Linked DNA regions of Mus musculus: region 2 is linked to region 1. The links are chromatin loops, found by intact Hi-C in ENCODE. Cell type or tissue: left cerebral cortex. All regions are shown on one strand. Each heading gives the region's core, and the rest is flanking DNA. Links, peaks and the distances in the headings are about the cores only. Region 1 has its middle 15 kb from the start of Gm34770. Region 2 overlaps Gm34424 (a long non-coding RNA gene).

Evidence for each region. A loop is a pair of places that touch in the nucleus more often than their neighbours do. Peaks named below come from ENCODE experiments on the same cell type or tissue, not always from the same donor. Only the 100,000 strongest peaks of a DNase experiment are listed, where the experiment ranks them.
Region 2: a loop joins it to region 1, with 4 times the contacts of the local background. A loop is called at or near these places in 2 of 42 quality-filtered maps.

The regions. Positions count from the first base shown.
Region 1 is chr9:61,670,015-61,682,523 of GRCm38, reverse strand. No RefSeq gene overlaps it. Among named protein-coding and RNA genes, the nearest start is that of Gm34770, 15 kb to the right of the region's middle. In left cerebral cortex, for the core only: no CTCF peak of the experiment used is centred there; DNase peaks (open chromatin) are centred at 5,298 and 6,074; H3K27ac peaks cover 281 bases.
Region 2 is chr9:61,510,329-61,522,837 of GRCm38, reverse strand. It overlaps Gm34424 (a long non-coding RNA gene), which reads right to left. Exons shown (of 5, transcript XR_379518.1): 2 at 10,331-10,438; 3 at 3,890-3,998; 4 at 3,003-3,400. Among named protein-coding and RNA genes, the nearest start is that of Gm34424, 6.9 kb to the right of the region's middle. In left cerebral cortex, for the core only: no CTCF peak of the experiment used is centred there; DNase peaks (open chromatin) are centred at 2,501 and 4,721; H3K27ac peaks cover 717 bases.

The DNA of each region.
Region 1 (12,509 bases), core at 2,096-10,095:
CAGTGAGAGGAAGTTACTTCCCTGCTACAAGGGAGCCTTTCTGGGGTGGTGTGGGTCTCCCCCCCAACCAGGACTCTGTCGTTCATTTCCATCTCCAGCACTCAGCAGAACTCTGGGAGGCCAACCTTTCAAGGGCCAGCAGCACACACTCCTCAGTGCTCCTTCTTAGGCCACTCTGAGTTCCTAATATGGCATCAGTCATCCCAAGAGGAGCTCTAGGAGGCACCAGAAACTCTGGGCATTGCTACTGTGGTACCTGCAGGTGATCCTGGCTCTGCTGCTGCTGCTGGAGCAGAGGAGGCTGGCTGTGTGCTGCTTGCTTTCCTCCAGCTTGCTGTATTTTGTGTGTGTGTGTGTGTGTGTGTGTGTGTGTGTGAGGGGTGTACCTATTGTTTTCTTATGTCTGGGGAAGACCAGGAAGGACAGTTGTTTCTCTTTTACACATACACACACACACACACACACACACACACACACACACACACACAGAGAGAGAGAGACAGAGAGACAGAGAGACAGAGAGACAGAGAGACAGAGAGAGACAGAGACAGACAGAGACAGACAGAGACAGAGACAGAGAGACAGAGAAGAGAGATGGGGTGGGGTGGGGGACAGGGAGGAGTGGGGGTTAGAGGAAGAATTGGGGATGGGGTGGAGAGGTGGGGCATATTTCTGAGTCAGTTGCAGATCTGGACCCCTTGAGACAGCAAAATAATCAAAAGAGTTTCTGGGCATTCCCCGAGTCTCCAGCCTTCATCTCTGCAGCCGTTGGCTGAGCCCTAATATATGCCAAGCACTCAAACCTTTTAAACCTTGTGGCCCTATGCTGAAAGAGGAGTTGTTGTTATTCTCAGGAAACGAAGGCCTGGGCTTGAAACATCCACAAAATACCAAGGCCTCCAGTTTACAGGTGGAGGAGCCTCAACTCAGATCTGGCTACCACGGTAGACATCTGTGCTCCAGTTCCTGAGGAAGAGGAGCCCTTCTCGCTGAGTGTGAGCTGAATGTGGTCTCACCTGCTTCACACCTTATCTGAAGTTGCACAATGCTATTTGTCCCCAGCCATGTCAGTAGCTTTCCTGAAAGTGCCCAACCCCAACCTACTCTCCTCCCCCCCCGCCCCCCCCGCCCCCCCCCACCCCCACCCCCACCCCCACCCCACCCCCACCCCCGTCTCCTTCCAAGACTTCTGGGGATGCATTGTACCAGTGACTCTCCACCAAGGTCCTGGGAGGCTGTGTGGCAAGCTGATGTTCCCCGGCTGATTCTGGTTTTGTTTTTGTTTTTAGGTTTTTTTTTTTTTTTCTGGCCTGCTTCCTGCCACAAACTCTCTCTCCCTAGAAACCATCAAGTTGAGGCCCCTCCCTCACCCTAGAAGTAGCTCAGATGTGGAGAGCGTACTTCCTCATCTCAGGCTGTGGGGTTGCCTCCCTGTCTCTGTCTCTAGGGCACAGAATGCACACTGGACCCAGAACGTGGAAACATAGGGCTTCTCTTCCATTCACGACTGCTGTGGCGTTGTTGCCCTTACTGGCTGAGTCCTTGCTCCGGGGTGTCCCTGGGGACAGACACAAAGCCAAATGTGGAAAAGGAGTAAGCTCTTCCTCTGTCTAGCCTCCCCACTTTAGAGATGAGATCAGAAGGAGAGAAAGAATTGACCCAGTCTATAAGCCTGCATAGACATTACAGACACAGCTGAGACTGGGTAACGCCGCAGGGGCTGCAGTTGTCTGCAGACGAGAGACTGACAACCTGGGATCCTTGCACAGCAGGCAGGCGTGGGCCAGTTCACTGGAGCAACATCATAAGCTCCCCAAGGGGATGGGGAATCCGATGGAAAGGAGCTTAGTAGCTTCAGCACCTAAAACTAAGAACTGTGGTCTCTAAGGCTCCTTGCATCTGGGATAATGGGGAATGCCTGCCAGCGGTAGAGAGAGCCTTCTGCACAAAGAGGGCTACTGGCCGTCAACCAGTATGCCCTCTGAAGTGAAGGGCTGGACCCCTTCAAAAGTCACCTCTATTATGTTATCATTGAAGTTAGTGTATGTGGACGCACATTCTGTAGTGTGTGTGTGTGTGTGTGTGTGTGTGTGTGTGTGTGTGTAGGCAGAGACAATGTTGTGGAGTTGGTTTTCTCCTGCTACCTTTACATGAGTTCCAGGGGTGGGCGTTTGGTCATCAGGCCATGTCAGGGTAAACTCCATTCACTAGCTGAGTCACTGCCTCAGCCCGGGTCTGAGCCTCTTAATATACCCTGTGGGTTCAGTGTCTGAGTCCATGAGGGGTCCCTACATAGAGAGAATCTCAGGCCTAGGAGATGGGTATAGAACATTGCAGAAGCTCAGCAGGAATTGGTGCCAGAGCCATCTTGGTTTGGTTCAAGGACTGTGGCCTATACACCTCTGTGTCCTTGGGATCTTGGAGAATGGAGTCCAGTGGTCCTGTCTCGTGAGGTGAACAGATCTGTCATTTCATTCTGGCCTCTCCTCTACTTGGCTGTGTCCATGGGTGTGTGACCTGTCACCTGAGTGGGGTTTTGCACTCCCATCCTGGCAGCAGCAACTCCGCCCCTGTGAGGTCTTATGCAGATACGTGACGCTCTTGACCTGAAGCTGAGGGCGGAAGTGGTTTGAATCCCACATCTTGATTTACTGGGTGGGGTAGTCACCCTTCACCGTTGCTTTTTCAGTCCAGACTGGATGTGGTTTTCTTGCTCTCTCTCTCTCTCTCTCTCTCTCTCTCTCTCTCTCTCTCTCTCTCTCTCTGTGTGTGTGTGTGTGTGTGTGTGTGTGTGTAAGAGAGATACAGAATGTCTTAGTTACCCTTCTTTCTTTGTCCCTCAAAGTCTGCCCTCTTTGAGGCACTAAGGACTCCCCAAAGCTGGCCCATCATGGCCAGACGTCATGGAGCCCAGTCAGGCACAGACAGGCCTGGGAAGATTGCAGTGCACATTAGTGGAGAGAGAGCATTTCTGATGCAGGTGAAAGTGGAGTAGGGGTGTCTTGCATGAATGTCACAGAAAATAAAATAACGTGAAGTAATTACACTTCATTTTATCTCCGTGGGCTCTTAAATCACATCAGCTGTTACCTCAGTTTTAGAATGTGAGATAGACCCACGCCTGACTAAGCAGCAAATTAGCTAGTTATTTTCTTTAACTGCCTCCGGGTCTCCTCAGAGAGGCCCTTCACTTCCAGCCTGGTTGCCCCCCAAAAGGATTTACAAGTCCCTGAGAGCCCTTGCTCTTCAGAAAGAGAGCCTCTCCATCAACCCACCTTTCCCCAGATGCCCCACTATGCTGGGCCTCAGTTTCCCAGTCTGTCAGGGGACCAGTTCTTCTTCACAGGTCTGGTTTAGTGATCTAGCTGCTCTAGGTTTCCCTGGGACCTTTTGGTAGTGAGTTTTCACCGTGCCTGGGTTACCTAACTCTCGCCCTGGAGCATTGAGATAGGAAGGACTCGGGGAGGGGTGACTTAGATCAGCCAGCCTCAGAGAGTGTGTCCAAGATCACATGGCAAGAAGGGAGTCTTGGTGAGGTCTGGGCTTCTCCCTGGGCGGTTGTTTTAAAGTCATCACCAAGCTTGCATAGACAGTCATTTTTAAACTTGGGACATACAGTATAATGGCTTCATGTCAAATACATGAGATCCATTAAAGGGGGAAAAGAGGACTCTGAGTTATTTTACTGACATGATCTGGTCACACGATTGGAAATGCAAATGAGGAGGGTTACTGGAGAATTCCAGTTAGGACTCTTCACCGAGAACGTCAGATGACCCAAGGCCTTCTCCAAAGCTGGGGTACAGAGAAACCTCAGCCCCGAAAAATCCAGAGAAAAATCATGTAAAAATTCTCCAGCTGCCCAGACTACAAGGACTGATTCCCAAGAGGGCCCACATGTAATCAGAGATGGGTCACCTAAGTGTCACTTTGTATAACTACCGGCTTGCTGACTTGGTGGAGGGGAGGGAGCAGACTACCATCCAGGCGGTGCACCACAATCGTGTACATGTATACGTCAGAGTTACACAGGGACACCACATGTGCACAGGCGTGAGACATGGTCACATGGACACAGACAACAGCCCAGCCATGTAGAGCTCATTTGTCTCCCAGCAGTGACTTTTGAAATAAAGATGAAGGGTACGTGTGGATGCTGCCCTCTCCAGCGACTAGAACCTCATAGCTGTCTCGGATGTGAGCATCAAGGTAGCACCTTTGGGAAAGCCCTTTCAGCTCTGTAGGCCACGCCTGGAGGTGCCAGTGCCAGGACAGTGATGTGTCGGCCACAGTTCTTGCAGGACAGGGCAGGACCATCTCGCTTAGCCTGGTCTGGGCCTCTTTAGCTCTCATCAAAGCCACGCACGGCAGTCTATGGTTCTTTCCAGTCTGACCCAGTTCCTCCATGGACACCAGCTGGAGATCTGGGGTGCCTTCTGTGGGTTACAGACAAATCTTACGTGACCGGAATAATTTCTAATAGTTTTACCAGCTGCTAGTATGGAAATATTAGGCATGTCATATTTAAATATAAAATTTCCAAAGCTACAAATTTGGCCTTTTCACAACCTGGAGGCTGTGGCTTCACTAGTCAGGCTCTCACATGGCCCTGGTCACTCAGATGAGTGTCTTCAATCCTTTTATTCAACATACATGTGCTAGGCTCCACCCTCCAGCCTCAGTCGGCTTCCATGCTCTCCAGGTTCTGTGGTAAAACCGAGACCCACCTCTGTCTTGTTTGATAGATAAAGAAGCAGAAGTCAGGGCAAGGGTTACAAAAACTGCTCAAAGAACACATCTCCCCTTTCAGAGAGCTCCAGTATGCAAAGCCGTTTGCAGGCCATGCTGGGCTATTGAGCTTTACCCTACTCTCAATACACAATGCATGTTACCCCTGACATCACCATATGATGCACCTTGCCCCTGCCATACAGTATACCCCATCTCCCCCACACAACATATCTCTCTCCACCCCCACAATGCACCACACACCTCCACCCCTGACACACACCTCACTTTCACCCCCACACCGTGCATCTTCCCAAGGGGAGGGTTCTAAATAAGCCTGGGCTGATTCTCCACTCAGCCCCTGAAGCATGCTTATCATTCCAAGATCTCCACTCCAGCATCCCAGGTCTCAAAGGCTGAGCCAGCGCTCCCTGACAGCTCTGCTGTGGAGACAGGCTTCCTCTAGTCTCCTGTCGCATGCTCCCACCCACTGTCGCCTGTTCTGCGAGCATCGAGTCCACAGTCACTAGCCACCACTCACGGCTTGCTCAGAATGATCCCTCAGATCTTGGACGCTGGCCCGAGGAGCCCTGCGTATGTATAGATCTCATTTTCACACAACAGGCTGCCTAGCAGATGGGGACCCAGACCAGCCTCCAACGTTTAGCTGAGTGTAAGATGTGGGAAACTAGAGGGCTTTGAAGCAGCCCCTTACTGTTGCCAGCGTTCAACCTCAGAATTTTCATGGAGGGGGAAAAAAAACAAACCCTAAACTTTAAAAAAAAAATTAAAAAAAAACAAACTCAACAACAGCAACACACACATATACACAAACCCAACAAAACCACAGCTTTCCTTGCTCCCCCAAACCAGATGGCAGATGGTATGGAACCAGTAAAACACAGCCTCAAGCATTTGTTTACTTAGCAGTGAGTGTAATATGGCTTTGTAGTCCCTTGCTAGGAAACACCAACCTTCTAACCAAAGAAGCGATGTGTTGGAGTGACACCTTGGAGGAGCTGTTGGAGGAACTGTGCCCAAGTGTCACAGGACCCAGGAAGATGGGACAGGCTGAGGCCTCTCTGGTTGGTGGATCAGGAATTCAAGGTCATCCTGGCTACAAATCAAGTTTGAGTCTAGCCTGGGCTAATGAGACCCTGTCTCAAAAAGATAAGGATTTCCTTTCTGATCTGGGAAGCCCCCAGAGAACCCTGTTCCATTCTAATGAACTGATCAATTTGCAAGAGATGTTGGGCTAGCCAGTGGGAGTCCTCATTGTAAGCACTAACTGATGATATGTGTCTGCTGCTTGCCTTTTGTCTCCAAGGCAGCCTGCCACAGGAAGAATATGTCTGTCTCATTGTTGAAACATCTGTGGAAGGCACTGCTCTGGGCCACTCGCCGATGCCAAAGAAGGGCTTGCGCCCCTGAGAAAAGAATCTGTTTTATGGTTTGGGCCTTAGGGTGCTAGAGAATAAGAGCGTTGTGCTTTACCACCGTTCTTTCCGTTGTCATCCAGGAGACTCACAGCTAAAATTACATGCCAAGATTAAATAACTAAATTAGTTAAGTGGCAGAAACCCAAGCCAAACAATTTTAAGTAAAAAGGTAACTTATAAGGTCAAAGAAATACAGATGGCTTCATAGATGGCTGGAATTGTGGTTAACAGGCCTCCCCTTTCTAGGGAGGCCTTAGACTTGCTCTCTCCACAAGCCAGCCACCACAGCCCCAAACTTCTCAAACCTAATCCTAGCATCCATTAGAGTCCCCTTGGGAGCATCTGACGGGTCCTTCTTGACACGTGCTTCATCTGCGGGCTGTTTATAGTAGCCAGAGACTCAGAGGATTCTGACGAGGGTTGGACCGTGTGTGACTTAGGTGGAAGAGGGGACCATCCACTCTATGGAAGCACATGGAACAAAGTTCCTAAGGCATGTGGGGGGAGGGGAAGCAGTCACAGGATGAACCCTAACATAGCTTTTTAACCCTGCCCTTTACCTCAATTCATGTATGTCTTTCTTGAAGATTCATGTTATCAGATGTCTCTTTTTGTAGCAATTGATCCTAAAAGCTATTAACTACAGGTATAGTCTATTCTGAATGGATGAGGGAGAGACTGAAGAGATTCAAGAGTGTATGGGTTGGAGTGTTTCTTTAGTAAACAGTACCCTTGTGGCCTGGGAATCCTGGCACTCATTCTGTTCCCAGGGCTGTGTTACAGACAACGCTGTGGTTCAAGGTCACCTTGACCAAAGCCCGATGACTGCATCTCTGATGGCTGAAACTCAGAAGCCTGACATCTGGCAGGGGCTCTTCCTGTCCTGTGTCTGATTATGGCTTTTCTTTTTCATCCTTTCCCTGGATGCCTCTGCTCCCACTGGCCAACCCAAAATTTCTTGCAAATCAATCAGTTCATTAGAATGGGACAGGATTCTCTGGAACCTTCCAGACCAGAAGGGAAATTCTTTTTGAGACAGGGTCTCCTATAGCCCAGGCTAGATCCAAGCTTGGTTTGTAGCCAGGATGACCTTGAATTCCAGATCCACCAACCTCCATCTCCCAAATACTGGCTCTTGTACAGTCAGACCCAATGGAAGTGCTAGGATTGAGCTGGTGTTTTGTGCTAGCCTGGTAAGCAGTGGATTAACTGGGCCACATCCCCACCCCCAAGGAAGACATCTTTAAGAATGTTTTGTCTATAGATTTGTTCATCGTTGGGCAGCAAATTACTGAAAAGATGGCAACTTTATCCAATATAGGCCTTTATCCTCTCCCATCATCCTGATGTCAAGAGACCAGGTAGCCCAATGGAGTCTTCCCAGCAGGCCCAAGAAGCTGTAATGGGGTTGTTAGACTGCAATCTCACCAGGAGGCTTGACTGAGGAGAAGAGATGAGAAGGGAGGATTCTTTTACAGCCTGTAATTCATTCCTTTGTCACTGAATAAGAGAGGGCCCTGGCTTTGTGCATTCTGTGGGTCCAGGACCATCCCATGGGCTCCGAAGTCTCCCCTCCACAGTTCTTTGCCACATGGGCCTCCAGAACAGGATTGCTTATTTACAAGCCAGCTCAGAGAATCTCCACATGGCATGTATAAGGTACCAAAGTTGTGAAACTGACATCTTCCTTCCCTTGCTATATACACCACAGTGGGACCACAAGAGGGATGCCCCATGTCGTTTAATACAGTGTAATAGTTAGACATAGTTCCAACTCTATGAGTGGTAAGGAAAATCAGGGTAATAACAAATAGATGTAATTGTTGTTAGGCCTCATTTTATGGCCTCCCACGCTTTGGTGTTCCTATAGCCATGTAACAGATAGTGACCTCTCTGTGCCGGGCAGCACAAAGACCTCCACACCCTCATCAGTGTGGGAAGGGAGCAAGGGGTGGGTAGGGCTCCCAGTGAGCCAAGTGCTAAGGGCTATGTTTTCAGGTCTAAGGGTTACACACAGTTTTGAGACCCTTGACTTTGGAGGGGAGGTGGTCAGAGCCAATTTCCCAAGTGCATTGATATCAGAGCCACCCTGACAGATGGAAAAGAGGCAGAGAGATAGAGAATGTGGCAGAGAAGAGAGTGATGCGGAGACAGAAGAGTAGCACAATGCATTTGGAGAGCCTGAGGAATCTGGTGTGACTGGCACACAACCCCTGGCGGCACGGGGTGGGGGCGCAGAACGGCAAGGACTTCAAAGTCAGCCTTGGAAGTCTGTTTTCCTTCTGTGATCCATAGAGGACCACATGAGGCCGCAGGGACTGGGGTGGCAGCTGATGGGCTTAGGCCACAGGGTGAGAAAGGCTGAGTCTGCCTTCAGGGTTCAGAGTCTTTACCCCACTGTCCCTCCGAAGAGTCCCAGGGAAGGCAGGCCTCAGACAGCTGGGCCGTCAGAATGATACGTTCTGTAGTGCAGCAGCTGCGTAGAAGAAAGTCCCAACAAACCCCTCTCTGCTGCCCTTGCCCTTGCAACCCAGCAGAGCCCAGAGTGCAAAGTCAGTCATCTGTTAATCTGGAGAACTTGACAAAAGGGACTTTGATCAGGGCTTGTTTTTCCCTCTTCTTAAGTTTCCCGATGACACATAATAACCCGTTTCAGCCGCGGGCCTGCTCGTTCCCACCCCGGGGCCTCCCTTCCCCGTGCCCTTCTCCCCACACCAACATTAACTGGCCTGTAAGTGGTAACATGTGTCTCTTTACATGTTAGTTTGGGTCTGGTCTTTTTTTTTTCTTTTTCTTTTTTAGCCTCACAGTTGTTTGTGTTCTCGGAAGTGGCGCTCGGAGGCCTGCACTGGGGAACCCAGCCTTCTGGAGCATTCCTCTCTCCTCCAGATATTGATGCTTCCCACCCTTAGCCATGTCCTATCTCATCTTGTTTAATGAGCCCCCTCCCCTGCCCCAGCTTTGCAGACCATCTCATACAGCCATGGAGATTCATGGCTATCAGAGGCCTTAGGCAAGCCTACACTGTGGCTTTTCAAAGTAATGAAGTTAAGCCCAATGGTGGGGATGTTTTATGACAAAAATGAAGGCCAGTAAGATGGCTTGGCCCTTGTTTGCTGGGCTGACTCTGGAAGCCCACAGGGTAATGAGAAAACAGACGCCTTTTTAGATTAGGCCTTGAGCTTCTGGCTCCCAAAAAGCTGAGAGGTTCAGATAACAGACACTAACTGACCCGTAAAGAGGGTAGTTTATGAGTTGTCCGCTGACCTCCACATGTGCTCTGTGGGACACACTTGGGCTCACATACATAGCATATATAGACATGTACACAGAGCAACCATAAGGATTCTAATATTTGTGGAGGGTCTACTCGAAGGTCTTACATGTATTTCCTTGTTTCTCTCTCAAACCAACTTTCTGAATGAACTCACTTGCTGTCACACAGATGGGTAAACTGAGGTTTCTGGAAGCTTAAGCAGAGATGTCTCTGGGGCCAGTGTGCCTATAACTATATAACCTACCTGAAACTCTGGGAAACTTCGGGCAGAGTATTGGCCCTCTCTGTGCTCCATGTTTCTTGTCAGTCATAGGGTTGGTGAGAGCACTTTCTCAAATACTTGCTATGGGTCGTCAAATAATGTAATATTTAGAATGCTCTGGGCAATGCCTATAGGGTCCAACTATGCCTTGATTACATAGGAAGTTCAAGCTGGCCTGAGCTATGTGATGCCCTGTCTAAAAGAAATATTTGGGGAGCTAGGGATTGTAGCTCAGCTGATAGAGTGCTTGCCTACCATATACAAGGTCCTGAGTTTACTCCCTGGTATGTAGAATGTGATGGTGCACACCTGTAATCCTACCAGGGTCGGAAGTTCAAGATCCTCCTCAGGTAGATAATGAATGTGATTGAGGCTAGCCTGAGCTGCATGAGATCCTATCATTAATGGAAGCATTCACACACACACACACACACACACACACAAACACACACACACACACATACACACACACACCCCTATTCACACACACGCATGCACACACATGTTTAATACATGTGTGGCATACATACATGCATTCATACATACACACATACATATGTACATACATGGACACATACATAAACACATAAACATATACACACATACATTCGTACACACAGACACACACAAGGAATGCTCAGAAAGTAAAACAAAAAGATAGCTAGAATATAGGAAAGATTTTTAAAATCTTGATCACACATCTGGGGCATTTAACATACAAGCACTAAGTTCCAGAAAGAAAAGAGTAGAGAAGGAACTGAGGGAGGGTTGCAATAGTCATGGAAACAGCGTGACAAGAAAGTTCCCAGAACTGAAATCTGTTCTAATCAGTCTCAGTTTGTCACACACCCTACCCAACAAAGGACAGAAGGCCCACAGCAAGGCCAATTATTGTGAAATTTCAAAGATAAAGATACTGAGAGCTTCCAGAAAGAGAGCTTCCAGAGCTGAGAGAGAGAGAGAGAGAGAATAATAGCATGAACAAAATCATTATAACAGGTCTAAGAAACAGGTCGTGTATAGCTCCTGTCCCAGAAGGCAGAATCTTAGAGGTTGAAGCAGGAAGATCAGGAGTTCAAGGTCATCTTTGGCTACAGAGAGAGTGTGAGACCAGCAAGGATGTTTGAGATTCTGTCTCAAGAACAAGGGAGTGGGGCACAGGGTGGCACTGAGTCCTCAACAGCAGCACTGCAAGATGGTTTTGACTGGATTTCTATACCCAGCCAAACTACTAATCAACAGTGGGCTTCTCTACAGCAACCCTGAAAACAGGGGGCAAATAAGTAAGGCCTATAAAATTCTGAAGAAAAAGAATGTGTTATTGAGTTTATACTCAGGAAAATAGCAATCTGGGGAGGTGTTAAAGATATCTTTAAAATTCACATCCTCCCAAATTCACCTTTCACTGTCTGCATCTCAAGGTATGCCTGGAAGGAGTGGAGAGCCGACCAAGGAAGAGGTATTTCACAAAGCAGCTGATCCAGTGGAGGGCAAACTGAAAGGACCTGGTGTCCCGTGGAGAGAGGTTGTGACCTCAGCCAAGACAGGAACGAGGAACTACGTCTTCATACCAGCACTGTTTGCCTCACTGTGGTTGGCTCTTTGGGCCCTCTGACAGCTGACCTGCTTTTGCTCCTACCTATCTGTCTTCCTCAGCTACAGTAACTACAGCTGCTGCTTCTCTGCCCTCTTCCTCTTCTTGCTCTTCCTCCTCCTCCTCTCTCCATAGGCACAAAGCAGGTTTCTGGAACTCTCCATGTCCCTCAGGAACTGAGGAAGACTATCATACTGTCACCAATGGAGTTGGTTTGAATACCCCAGCCAAGATGGCCCATCTTTTAAACAAGCTAATGGGGGCACCCATGTCACAGTGCCACTGTGAGGACAGAGTGAGATGATATTTGCTGAGCTTTTAGCTTAGCATCTGGTGAGCTGTCATGTGATCCCGGCATTTGTTAAATGAGCCATATTACACATTGAAGTGAAGGTGAACTTGGCAGTAAGTTAGCCATACATCACTTTACTTTCCAGCCTCAGCTGCCACAAGCACTGATGTGCTCCAAACAGTCACACACAGCTGGACCCTCGTGCATGTGCTTTCCCAGTGGCTCTTTGACCTTGGGATGGCAACAGGGTCTGGCCACATAAGTCCCTTCTGCACATTCTAACTGCCTCTTACTGCCACTAGGACCCTCTGTGCTGTCCTCTTCAGACAGACCCTGTCCTCCATCTCCAAAGACCTTTCCCAGTGAGCCCCTCACCAAAAGATCTTCCTTCTGCTTCACAGCCTTCCCCTGTTTTGGATTATACTCCCCAGACAGCCCATTCTTTCTTTATCAACGAACAAACAAATAAATCATGATGGTTGACAATTACTAATACAGTTTCCTGGATTGCCACATACACATTGGTTCTCTGTCACATTCTAGACATTTGTCCAACCTCTGCCCTTGGTGAATGCTCTCTGTTCAGGTTATTTGATCTTGGCTGACTGTCAACTCCACAAGGACAGGTGCCCCATGCCAACTTTGCTGCTCTCTGTTTTCCTGGTCCTTAACATGTATGGTGACTGGCTTCTATGTTTTAACATCTTTTTGTTGGGGATAAGCCTAAAGACTATTGTTGCCTTGCCCTAGAGAGAGAGAGAGAGAGATGATGGGATTGAGGGCACCGTCTCTTGAGAGCACACAAAGGTCTCCTCTAAGGGCTGGCAGGAAATGGAGGTGCTGACAAGCAGTTGACAGGTTAAAAGAAGAAAGGCAGACCCCACCCAGGCGGGCGGAAGGTGGTTGCGGTTTCTTTG
Region 2 (12,509 bases), core at 1,506-9,505, 160 kb after region 1:
GATGTCAGGGCTGGAGCTTCCTATCCTGTCTTCCATATCTCCTAACTCTCCTTTCCTGTCTCTGTGGTCTTAACTCTTTGCACACTATTTCCCTCAGACACGCTTTCACATCTGTTAATTCTCTCTCCAACTGTTTCTAATCTTTACTTTAATTCATCTACTTTATGTGTTGTTCATTCAGTCTAGTCTTTTTCTTTCTAGTACATTCCATTGTGTTCTGTTTTGTTTTGCATCATGAAGGCTCCTTTCTCATATTACACTCTTTCTCTTTAATAAATTTTTAGAGGCTTTTAAGAGTCTAAGCCTACAGCACACACGTAATAAAGGTGCTCACAGACATCAGGAGAGGGCTGACTGACATGGAAGCTGGGAACTGAAGTCAGGTCCTCTGAGAACAGCAAGCACTCTTAGCCCTGAGCCCCTCTCCAGCCCCCGTGTTCCTTGTCTCAGGGTCAAACTTCCTTCTAGGCATTTATTCACTTCAGCGTATCTTTATAAACTATTTTCTGTCTGCCCGTGGTTCTTGTGAGCACAGGAGGTTAGTAGCTAATATGATTCCTTTTGGGTTTCTTAGTGGCAGGGTAGATTGTGTATCTTGCTATATAAGATCCTATGGCTGCTTTTGATGCCAGAGTTTTATCTATGGGGAGCACCCCAGGTTTTGGCAAACTGCCTGTGTTTGCTTTTGCCTGATGCTTTTCCATCTTAGTATCATTTTAGGTTAGTTTATACATGAATAAGGCATCTCAGAGCATGGCAGTAGTGACTATCCTGACACATTTCAGCCTGTCACAAGACAGACTTGAATTATAAAGTGTCAGGAGAGACTCCTTAGGACCAGAACTCAGGCTGAGGTGGTACCAAGACTTTCTAGTCTGACCTTAGTATGCCTGATACGTGAGTGTCCCACCTGCAATTTTTGCCTCTCACTTCAATCCCTGCACAGGTTCAAAGTCTCTCACTCCCAGATGGCTGCCTACCATTACCCCGGAGTAGCTGTAGCCCCAAATTCCATTTTGATTGGTCTGTGTTCTATTCTGTCTTGACTAGGATTTCATAGGCTACACTTAATGTGTGTAGGGAGCAAGCAGAGTCTGTAGTGAATATATGTCGTTGATATGAACATAGTCTTCTTAAGGACCACAATCCTCAGCCCCAGAGAAGTGGCAAGCTCAGAGGGATGGCCAAGCCTTCCTCTGGCTCCTGTGTGGATGTTGACAGAGTGTGCAGAAAATATCTCCCATAGCTTCCCCTGCCTAGGTGTTTATTGCCTTAAGACTGCTCCTCTATTGAAACTGTTCCTACAGAGATAAACTAAACTCATCCCTTTGATCACCTACATATAATAACTCTGCCTCCGTGTCTATCTGAACGTCATAACCCTCGCCATTCAGCCATGTGCAATCACCCCGCTCAACTCTATATAATAACACATTAAGCCCCCAGGGTGCTGCTGCAGTTTCTCCATCCAAGGGCTCAGACCACCCAATCCCAGCTTCTCTATGTCTGTCTGTCTGCCCTTTCTTCATTCCCTCTATAGCCCCAGTCAGGTTTCCAAGCCCCAAGCCATGTAAGGACTCAGCACATGTGTATAAATTGGAGGGTGCATAGTTGGCATGCATGCCACCTTGGATGTCATGCCTCAGGAGGCCATCTACCTAGCTTTTGGATACAGGTATTTCACAGGCTTTGAACTCACCAAATAGGCTGGATGATCAGCAAGCTCTAGGGATCTGCCTAAGTCTACTTTCCCAGTGCTGGGATTATAAGCACACACAGCTATGACTGGCTTTTTAAAGTGGATTCTTAGAATCGAACTTATGATCTCATGCTTGTATGACAGGCAGTTTACCAACTGACCTCTCTCAACTCCGTGCATATGTACTTGTGTGTGTGTGTGTGTGTGTGTGTGTGTGTGTGTGTGTGTTGCCAGCCTCAAAGGTCTCAGCTTTCATCTGTCTTGGCCTCACACCTTTCAGGCATCTCCTAGAAAGCAACCTCCCCTCCACTGTGGGAACATTCCTGAGGAGAGCTGTCCTGGCTATTCTCAGTTGTCAACTTGACACAGTCTAGAGTCCTCTGAGAGGAGAAGTCTTAGTTAAAGAATTGCCTAGATCAAGTTTGTTCTATGGAATGTCTGAAAGGAAGTGTCTTGATTATTAATTAATGTAGGAGGGTCCAGCTCACTGTGAGTGTCACCATTCCTTTGGCTGGCAGTCATGGGCCGTATACTTAATAATTTAAAAAAAAAAAAAAAAAGCTAGCTAAGCACAAGCCAGTGGATAAGGCAGAGAATAAGCCAATGAGCAGTATTTCTCTTGTTTTCTGCTTTCAGATTTCAGCCTTGACTTCTTTTAGTGATGGACTGTGATCTGGAAGAGTAAGCCAAATAAACCCTTCCCTTCCCAGCTTGTCTTTGGTGGGGGTGTTTTAACATGGCAACAGAAAGGGAATAGACTAGCATCTGTGAGCCATTAGCATATCTCGTTCACAGCAGCTGGGGATCAGGAGAACTGGCAATGAGGCTGTGGGCACAGCATTACTGGCATCGACAAGAGAAATGAATGTTGTCACGATCCTCACTCCAGTGCTTATGAGGGCTGCCCGCTGCAGAGGGCCAGACAGTAGCTTTTCAAACACAATTTTTCATTTACTGTTGATAACGACCATAGAGCTAAGTGTTGTTATTTACCACATGCTAGATAAGGAAGCAGATTTCTCTCAAGGCCACGGGATAGTTGGATTCCTATGACATCAAAGATCACTCTCTCCCCACCCAGTGATGGCTGATGTGTGATAGGCAGGGGGCGACCACACCAGCAACAAGGTCATCTTGAGGACCTTGGGAAGGCCAGCCTTGTCCAAGAGTTGACCCTTTTTACATGTATGATCCTTGCATGAGTGCTCTGTGGCCTACCAGTTCCCAATGTCCAGGCCATCTCTGGAGGCTGGTGTCCCCTCTGAGAAACAGAGACTTTTGTTGGAAAGGAACACTGACCTACCTCATGGGGGCATTTGGGCTACAGCAGTCACTGTGGGAGTAAATGACTTGGAGACCGTGATCTCTTCATTTGGCGATGAAGCCCCCAGATCCTGTCTCAAAGCAGCAAAGGCCTGTTTTTAGTAATTCAGATCATAGTGAGGAGGTGATGAGACAGGTCTGTCGTCTGGTTCCAGTGGCTCCACATCAGGCTACTGATTTAGCAGCCGCTCTCTGGGAGCACAGAGCCCTGACTGACCAGTGAGATGGGCTGGCTTGATTGTCAACTTGGCTTGATTGAGAAGTGCCTAGAGATTGATATGAAGCACCCCTGGAGAGTCTTCAAGGGCATTCCCAGAAAGGGTTAATGATGGAAGACCCACCTTGAATGGGGGTAGAAACATGCCGCAGGCTGGAGTTCTGGCCAGAATAAAAAGCAACAAAAGAGAAAGCTCAACAAAAGGGTACTCCTCTCTGCTTCAGTGTGAGCTGCTCTGATCCACCTCACTCCCGGCTCCCCACCCCCACCCTAAGCGACCCAAACCTATGAAGCCAAAAGACCAATAAGTCTTTCTTCCATGTTGCTTTTCCTAATTTATTTGGTCATGGGGGCAGACAAATGGACTAACAGTCCATTTCCACAATGTGACCACACACAGAGGAGCCAGTTTCAAAAAACCCATGTGACATTCCAGCCTGCGGAGCTGAAGGGAGCATGGCCATTTGGCTCCGGTGAGTCCATGGGGTCCTCTGAACACCAGGCTTGCCCACTTCAGAGCTAGTTGCACAGCTGGGGTCCCACCAATGCTCATACCACAAGACCCCCAGCTAAAGAGCATTCTAAGCTCACAGGACCCGAACAGCAGCCAGTTCTCGGCCCCATTCTGAGAGTGAGATTTGGTGCATTACCTCGCCATAGGCTCAAAATGACCTGCAGCAAAGACATCGTGTGACTTCAGCCAGTCCAGCCGTCCCCTGTTTGACCATCCACCCATTTCCTCAGACTCTCAGGAACATCCTGGAAGGGACACTTAGTAGAGATAGCAATGGAAACAGTACCTTCAGGTCACACAGGATTTTTCTAACAAGAAACATCCATCAATCTGTACTGAGAGGTTAGCCATGGAAGGAAGAGGGGCTCTTCTGGGGCTAAAGAGAGTGAATATCCACACACAAGGGATCCGTGGAAGGGCCCTCTTGTACCAGGAGGGCATTCTGTGGAGAGTCCATGCAAGGACTCTGCAGAGCACTAAGGCTCCTAGCCATAGGCGCTGTCTGGGGCCTCCAAGCAAGGCCTGTCAGATGGTTGCCTCTGTGGAAGTAGACGTTCCAACTGTATTCATGTGTGTGATATAATTTTAGAAGAGCTTGGATGTCATCACATCCCAAAATACCCTTCCTTAATGTCTACTTGCTACATTAATTCACCACTAGAATTTATCTTCTTTAACTTAATACTTGATTGCACGTTCAAATGTGCATCTTCCTGGGAAATGGGCAGTTTGTTCGAACCCACTGCTGGCCAATACTATATCCCTCTGCCGTGGTGAGGCTTTAAGTCCCTCCTCAAGGGAGAGCCGGTCGAGGGCTGGGGACAAGGGTACTGGGTGTCTGGGGTGGGGGCTGGAGAGCAGCAGAGCCGTAGGCCTGGAGGGTGTGGGAGTACTGGATTCAGTCTTGGCTGCCTTCATGAATGCGTTTGGGGCTGGGCCTGTCCTAGAGATATCCCAGAACTATTTTGGGAGGCAGCAAATTTAGCTGGTAGCTGGTTTAGCAGATCATCCAGATATGTTGGTATTTCTGATGAGACAATCTGTCTCAGAAGGAGACGTGCAAAGCCTTCACAACCCAGAGGGATGTGCCATTTTGAGCACAGCTGTAGATAGTGCATAACCCACAGTCTCTTCCGCAGGCCAAGCCCAGCGAGAGGCAAACCACTCCCAACCATGAGCTCTTAGTGGGTCCAGAGCTTGCAGGCAAAAGCCAGCCTTCTTCAAAATCATTTGAACAGCATGACAGAGCAGCTGACAGATGGGGAAACTGAGGCATCACCCTAAAGTAACTCTGGGACTAGATGGAATAGTTAGGACTTCAGCCCAGGGTTTTTTTTTTTTTTTTTTTTTGGTTTCAAATCTCATTGTAATTAAATTTTAAATTTTAATTTGCATATTTAATGAGCTCATCGGGTGTTATAATTTCAGCTGTCAAATTACTGCACAAGATTTTCTTAAAAGGACCAGCTTTGCTGCCCCTCTGCCCTCCTTGGTCCCAATTTTTCAAAACGTAGAGCCACCAATTCCTGGATTTTAGCTATTTCTTCTTACATTAATGCCAAATTTGTAAGCAAAATAGTTAAGCTTTTGTATCTTGATCTAAATCCCTTTTCTTTTCTTTGTATGTGTATGTATGTGTGTGTATATGAGTGTCTACATGTATATGGATACATGTGTGTGCATGCATGTATGGTGAGTGCACCTGCGATTGTTCTCCACTCTATGTACTTGACACAGGGCCTCTTTCTGGACCTTGACATGGCCAGTTCAGCCAGCAAAGCCAGCCAGCTTACTCCAGGCGTCTCCTGTCTTGGCTCTCTGAGCGCTGGGATTACAGGACGGCTGCTGCACTCACCTGGCATGTCCTTGGGTTCTGGGAATTCCAACTCAGATTCTCACCCTTGTTCTCTGTGCGCGCTACCCACTGAGCAATCTCCCCAGATCCCCCATCAAAAAGTTCTTAGGAATAGATTAGACTCTTCCTTAAAAAAAGAAAGGTAAGGGTTTGAACTCTTTATACTCTCATAATCAATCAATCAACCAATCAATCAATCAACCAGTCAATCAGTTTCTCTCTTCCTCTCTCCTTCCTTCCTTCCCATGCTCACACTGGTACCTGTGCACACATACACATCCCCTTTATCCTCCTCTGCATACCACAGCACCATTTGGTGACCATTTTTATTTCTGAGGTACAACTAGAGATAATTAAGCCAATTAAGCCAGATTCAGAAAGACAAATATTGCATGTTTTCTCTCGTTTTTGAGTCCTGGAGTTTACCTAGATACACAAAATTACGTGTGTGCAGATGTCATGCAAGTAAAACCAAAATCATCTATGGGAGGAGAAGGGGCTCATGGGAGAGAAAGGGGCACAAAGGGGACAGAGCAGGGTGTTGGGGGTGTTTCAGAGGCCATTATACACTTGCCCCAAAAGCCTTATGTTGCCCAGTATAGCCATTTTTCTGAGTGCCTGCCTCAGGCAGAGACCTTGGCAAGAGGATTCTCCTTAGGTAAGAATGAAGCTGAATGAGACTCGAGCCATGAGTACCAAGAACCCCATTCCTGCAAGGAAAACATGGGTGACCTTCCATAGCCATCACCTTCATATACCACACTATGGCTCTGGTCCTTTGGGGTCCCTTTTCCGGAGCACATGCTGTGAAAATCAGCAAATTATAACTCCCCCCAACGCTGAAGCCGGAGCCAACTCTGAGTCGACATGCCGGGCCTCGTTCAGCTGCGCTTTCTGCTCTTGTTTTAGATGAGAGTTTATACAGGGTCTTGTGAGCAACACAAGCGCATCCCAGACCCTCATCCCTGAGGGACTTGAGCCTGTGTCATCCCACCCTTCTTGCACTATCTGTGGATGCTGCAACTCCTCTGTTACTTGTCAAAACTCAGACACATGCACGTATCAGCTGGCTGCAGCTACCTGCTTCCTTGATTCCAGATATAAGAATAATCACATCCCGATGGTTACTGTCCACCTCCTGCCAAATGGTGACTCCCAAATTCCTTCATGTGCTGGGCTCTTGACTCAGGGATGCCAGTGAACAGGTCATAGTCTTAGAACTAATGGAATTCTCATAGTGTCTCTGGTAGAAGCATGTTTCCTCTGTGCCAGGCCTGGGCCTAAAATTTCAGGGAGCCTCCTCCCGTGGATCAATCAGAGTGGAAACAGGAGGGGTCCTGCTGTGCCTGCCTCTTTCGCATCTCAGAACCATCAGTACCACCTTCTGGGATGATGGCCGCTGCCCTTGTGTGCATCTGTATAGATTTCTGTCATGGGTCAGTTCTCTCTCTACATAAAATGATGGCCAGCTGCAGCCTACAGTTCTGTCCACAGAGGGATCTCTCCTCACAGCTAGATTTCAGTTAAGCTGTTGCACAATGACAAGCTATTGTCAGCTGTGTCTGTATCCCAAACTGACCCATCTGTGAACCAAAATGACCTGTCTTCTTCTCCCTCAGCTGATTCTAAGTACTGGTGATAGAGGCAAGGGCCAGCACGGGATCCCTCACACGGCAGGGAGAGAAATGGCACCTGGGGCTCCTGTTCACGCAGCTTGGTTGTCTGCCATCTGGACCTCGTTCTCCTCTTATGATGGGCTGGGGTGTGTGCCACCATGTTCAGTTAAAGCTCAGCTACTAAGGGGCTGCTCTCAAATGGTCGCTTGAGATCTGTCTCTACGAGGACCAGAAATTGTGGAAGGAGTTTTGTTACTCTAAAATCCTATTTATCCACGTTTCGATCTCTTATTGGTGTTTCCTATACATTCTATGTAGCATCTTGTCTTAACATTTCTAATGCCTTAGGAAGTCACAGGAGATGCCGTTCAAATAGCAGGACCACTTACCCATATCCTGGATGTGCTGCAGAGTCTTTTCCCACCCTGGATGGACTCCATTCAAAGGAACCAGCCTCCCATGCTATATGGTAGATGGGTCAAAGCCATGTTCCTGAGGATCTAATATACTGACTCCAGGACCCATAAGAAGCTTAGCAAGCGCTGTGCTTCTTCTTTGATAATGACAGATACAAGACGGACTATCTAGTCCATTGCTTTGGAGGGAATATTCCAGACTCAGAAGCTCCAGAACCTAATGTTGGTGATGTCCAAAGTCTCTCTAAACTTCATTACCCAGCACTATCAAAAGTCCCTGTGCAGCTTGGCTTTTGACTTGACCTGGACCTGGGAAGGCCAGGGAATGAAGAAAGGACAGATGTATGTACAGAAAAGCTGAGGTCAGATGGGCTGTGCTCTATCTGATGGAGCATACCTACTGTGCTCCATCACAATCAGAACCTTAGGTACAGCCCTGGAAGAGGGGTTGGCTAGTCTTAGCAGGCAAGCAGTCTCAGGCTGTGGGCAGCAGGAAGGAGGAAGCTGTAGCTGACAATTCCTGCACACACTGGGCAATCATTTTGTAAAGACTCGTACTTGCATACTGTCAGCATTAACACTTGAAAAAGAGGAAGGCTTTGCCATCCTCTGAGCCTCACCCAGGGAAGGCTTTGCCAGTCCCATGGGTTTGAGCCGTTGGGTCCTTGACTTGGCTGTGCCCCGAGTCATCAGCATACATTCAGTCAAGATCTCATCTGCTTATTGCACATTTACTCAGGATTTCCTTGCCCACCCCCCCCAACGCGCCAAAGCCCTTGTTCATACAGTACCAGCCTCAGGTTATAAACAGGGTGCCAAGCATTCTGTGGAAGGCCCAGAAGTCCAAGCCCTTTCCAAACTAAATTGTAAAAGGTAAAAGTGGATACATCTAGCTCCCTGCAGACCTTTTGTAGTCATTTGTCCCAGTTCTAACATGACTTAATCACTTCCTATAGGCTTCACCCTGTGATACATTATCTTACGTCTCAGCAAACACATTTTTATTTTGTTGTTCTGAGAGTCTGATGAAGCTCAAGCTGGCCTTGAACTCACGACGTGGCTGAGAATGACCTTCTGATCCTCTTACCTCAACTTTCCAAAAGCTAGATGACAGATGTGCACCACTGCAGCTGGTACAAGCAGTGCTAGGGATCAAACTCAGGGCTTTGTGCTTCTTAGGCAAGCATTCCACCAACTGAACTAATTACTAGACACATGAATGTTGAGGAAGTGCATACATAGAATCCCCCCTTTCAAAAACTGGGCACACCATTTAGACAGAAAATTAACCTGGACACAGCAGACATGAGCAAAGATAAGACACCAGGTGCACTAAACTCGGACTACTCCATCCGTCCGTCCGAGGCAGGACTCTCTTCTCAAGGGCACAGGCCTGAAGCATTCTCCAGGATAAACATGTTCAGCCAGAAACCAAGCCTTGGCCGACTTAAGAAGGCTGAAATCATATCGAATATATTTTCTTGCTGCAATGAAACTACACACTCAGAAATAGCATGAAATGGGAAATCCGCAACAGGAAGAAACCAGAAAACTTGAAGATCCGTGGAAATTAAGCAACACCACCCTGTGACAACCACGGAGTCAAAAAGGAAATCTGAGTGGGAAAAAAATGTCGACACAAAGGGAAATGGGAACACAAAGTAACAAAATGTATCCAGGCAGCAAAATCGGTTCTAAGAGGAGACTGGCGGAGACCCTGCTCTAAGCAAAAAAGATTTCAAACAATCCAACCTTGCACCCCAGAGAGCAGGAAGAAGAAACTGAGCCCAGAGTTAGCAGAGGAAACACCAACTCCTAAAGCAGAGCCTGGTTAAGTAAACCCCAGGAAAGGATCACAAAATGAGAACCTAGGGTGAAAGTCGGGGGACTGCCCTTGTACTTGGGGGTCAGAGGTCAAGGTCACGTCTCTTTCCAGTCTCTCTCCATTTATTTTCTGAGACAAGGTTTCTCAGCAAATCCTGGGTTTGCTGACTCATCTAGGCCATGCCCACCACCAGCCTTGGGTTGTTACACTGGTGCTGGGATTTGAACTCAGGTCCTCTTACTTGAGTAGCAAGCACTTTACTGACTGAGCCATCTCCTTAGACAAAATGGACAAGGTGTCAGTCAGACTAAGAAGAAAAAGGAGTAGACTCCCTTTCATTATAAGAGAGGCTGGGGGTGGCGTGGGGTGGGGGTGAAGAGAGAGAGAGAGAGAGAGAGAGAGAGAGAGAGAGAGAGAGAACTGTGAATAAAAGCACACCAAACTAGTTGACTTCAAAGAGATGGATACATGCCTAAAAATATAAACCTACTGAACCCAACTATGAAAAGGCAGAAAAAGATGAAGAGACTAATTTAATGAGAAATGGAATTGAATCAATAGAATGTTTTGTTAAAATCAATTAAAAAAAAAAGCCTTATGAAAAAAGTCAGGACCTGATGGTTTCAGTTCTGCATCCTACCAAAGTCACCAAATTAATATAGGATGTTATTATAGGCACCAAGAGTTGCTCTGTTGGGATAATTAGAATTATTTACAAGTATATATACACTTTCTCCTCTCTCTCTCTCTCTCTCTCTCTCTCTCTCGTGTGTTTTCCAGACTCTGAGAGCTATAGCTGTGAGGGAGTCTCAGAGATGAAATCCTGATTTGAGTGTGAGTCCCTGAAAGTTTCACACATAGATACCTTGGTTTTCAGCGTGGTGGTTTTCGTGGCGGAGCCTAATGGAAGGTGATCACATCACTGGAGCATTGCTTCAACATGAATTAGTGTAATTCTCACAGACTGCAGAGTCTGAAAGAGCAAGAGCAGGGTGAGCCTTCCCCTATCTCTCTCTCTCTCTCTCTCTCTCTCTCTCTCTCTCTCTCAGTGATATTGTTTGCCATGATGTGACATAGCCATGGGGGCTTTCTCCAGAACCAGAGCCATGATCTCAGACCTCCAGACCTGCAAGCTAAAGAAACCTCTTTTCTTTATCTATTACCCAGCATCAAGTATTTAGTTACAGCAATGGGAATGTTCTTATTATCCCTGAATATGTTTTCCCATGGAGAAATGATTGTACATACTGTGTAGAATTTAATTATTCATTAATTCAGCAAAGAATCCTTGCAGGTGCAGTGTGTGCCAGGCCCTATGATAGACATCAACAGGAAACAAGACCAAACAAGTGTCTGATGTCACAGAAGGACCCACCTTGTGGGTGCAGGCAGTGAACTTCACTGGAGAAAGAAATATTTATGTGGCTATACAAATACTTGCTTAAAAGACATATATATAATTTTCTTAATGGGGTTACTTCTTAATAGTCATATCCGCTCTTGTTAAGGGAAAGAAAGCTGGGGCAGAAAATTCCGAGAAGCCATGAAGAGGCCAAACAGAGATGTGTGACCCTGTAGACTATAAATGCAAAGCAGACTCCATTGTAAGACCAGGACTCTCCAGGGAAGCCTCTAAGTCAGGGGCAAAGTCATTAGCCATGAACTCAGAGCAGTCTGAGCTAATGAGAGGGGAGTGAGTGTGGAGGAGGTTGGAGAGGAGGAGACTACATATCAAGGACTGGCCTAAGAGCTGAGAGTGGGGGGAGGGGGCAGGAGGCAGAGCTTGCAGAGAGAGCCACTGGCCTGTGGGCCTTGGCTTCTTCCTCCTTCCTTGGGAGGAGGTGGCCCAGAGATGACACTTCTGACTAATGACAAGGATTGCATTAGAGTGTGTAATCAGGATACTTGTTCTGGGGGAGTGTCTCAGCTCAAGTCCTTGGCCCCTCTCCTCTGTCTACCTGGTTTACTCTGGCCAGCTCTGGCCCCACTATCTTGGTCCGTATGTGAATTGTGTTTCCTATGAGGAGAGTAGTGGGAGCTGAAGCTAAGGGCTGAGGGCTGAGAGCCGAGAACGTGGAACAGACCTCCTTCCTTGGTAATGGCAGGGACTCAGAGAAACGGGGAATCACTGGGTCTTGGAACAGGAGATAAGGATCACGGATGGACAACTCAGTGCTGCTCAGAGTTTTTAAACATCTTGGGGGTCTGAGAAAGCTGAGCCCCAGCTTTCTTGAGCAAAAGACCTATGGCACCTTCTAGCCTTTCCCACCATCCTTGACTGCATGTCTGCTCCACAGGCCCAGACCAGCAAGAAAGGCATATAAAGTATCTCAGGCACTCACATTACCTAGCTCACGATCAGCCTGCTATGTGACAGCTGACTCCCTGGGGATGCACACACACACACACACACACACACACACACACACACACACACACACACACACACAGAGAGAGAGAGAGAGAGAGAGAGAGAGAGAGAGAGAGAGAGAGAGAGAGAGAGAGGAACAGCTTGGAGTCTCTTCATCCACTGAGACCCTCAAGGCTCTGAGCCAAATGCTCCCCCACCTCTCCTGTCCTCACCCAAAACAGGTGCTCCCTGAAACAGCAAGGCTGCCTCAGGGTGCAGCAGGCGCGCATGAGTTATGGGGTGAGGGCGCCTCACAAACAAGTCTGGTGCCCGGCTGTCTTCATGAATCACCACCGAGCCTAATCCTTCATTAGAACATTCGGCAGTAATTGCTGGCGAAATGCCACCTGCCTTTTTTCTCATTTTAACAAAACATTTATGCATGAAAGATTTAATGCCAGGTATCAAGCATATCATTGTAAATTTACCACTAATTAAGCCTAATTAAAATAATTAAATGGCTGCGGAGTCACTATGTGAATTAAAATCTCTTCTGCTCCATGCTAAGCTGTTTCTCACTTAGCTAGACCCCCCCAACCCCTGTTTTAGAGACAAATATATATAACTCTCTCCCAGTTTTTGCCAGCACCCTGCTCAGCTTCACACGGGGGTATTTGCAAGGCCAAGGAGATTT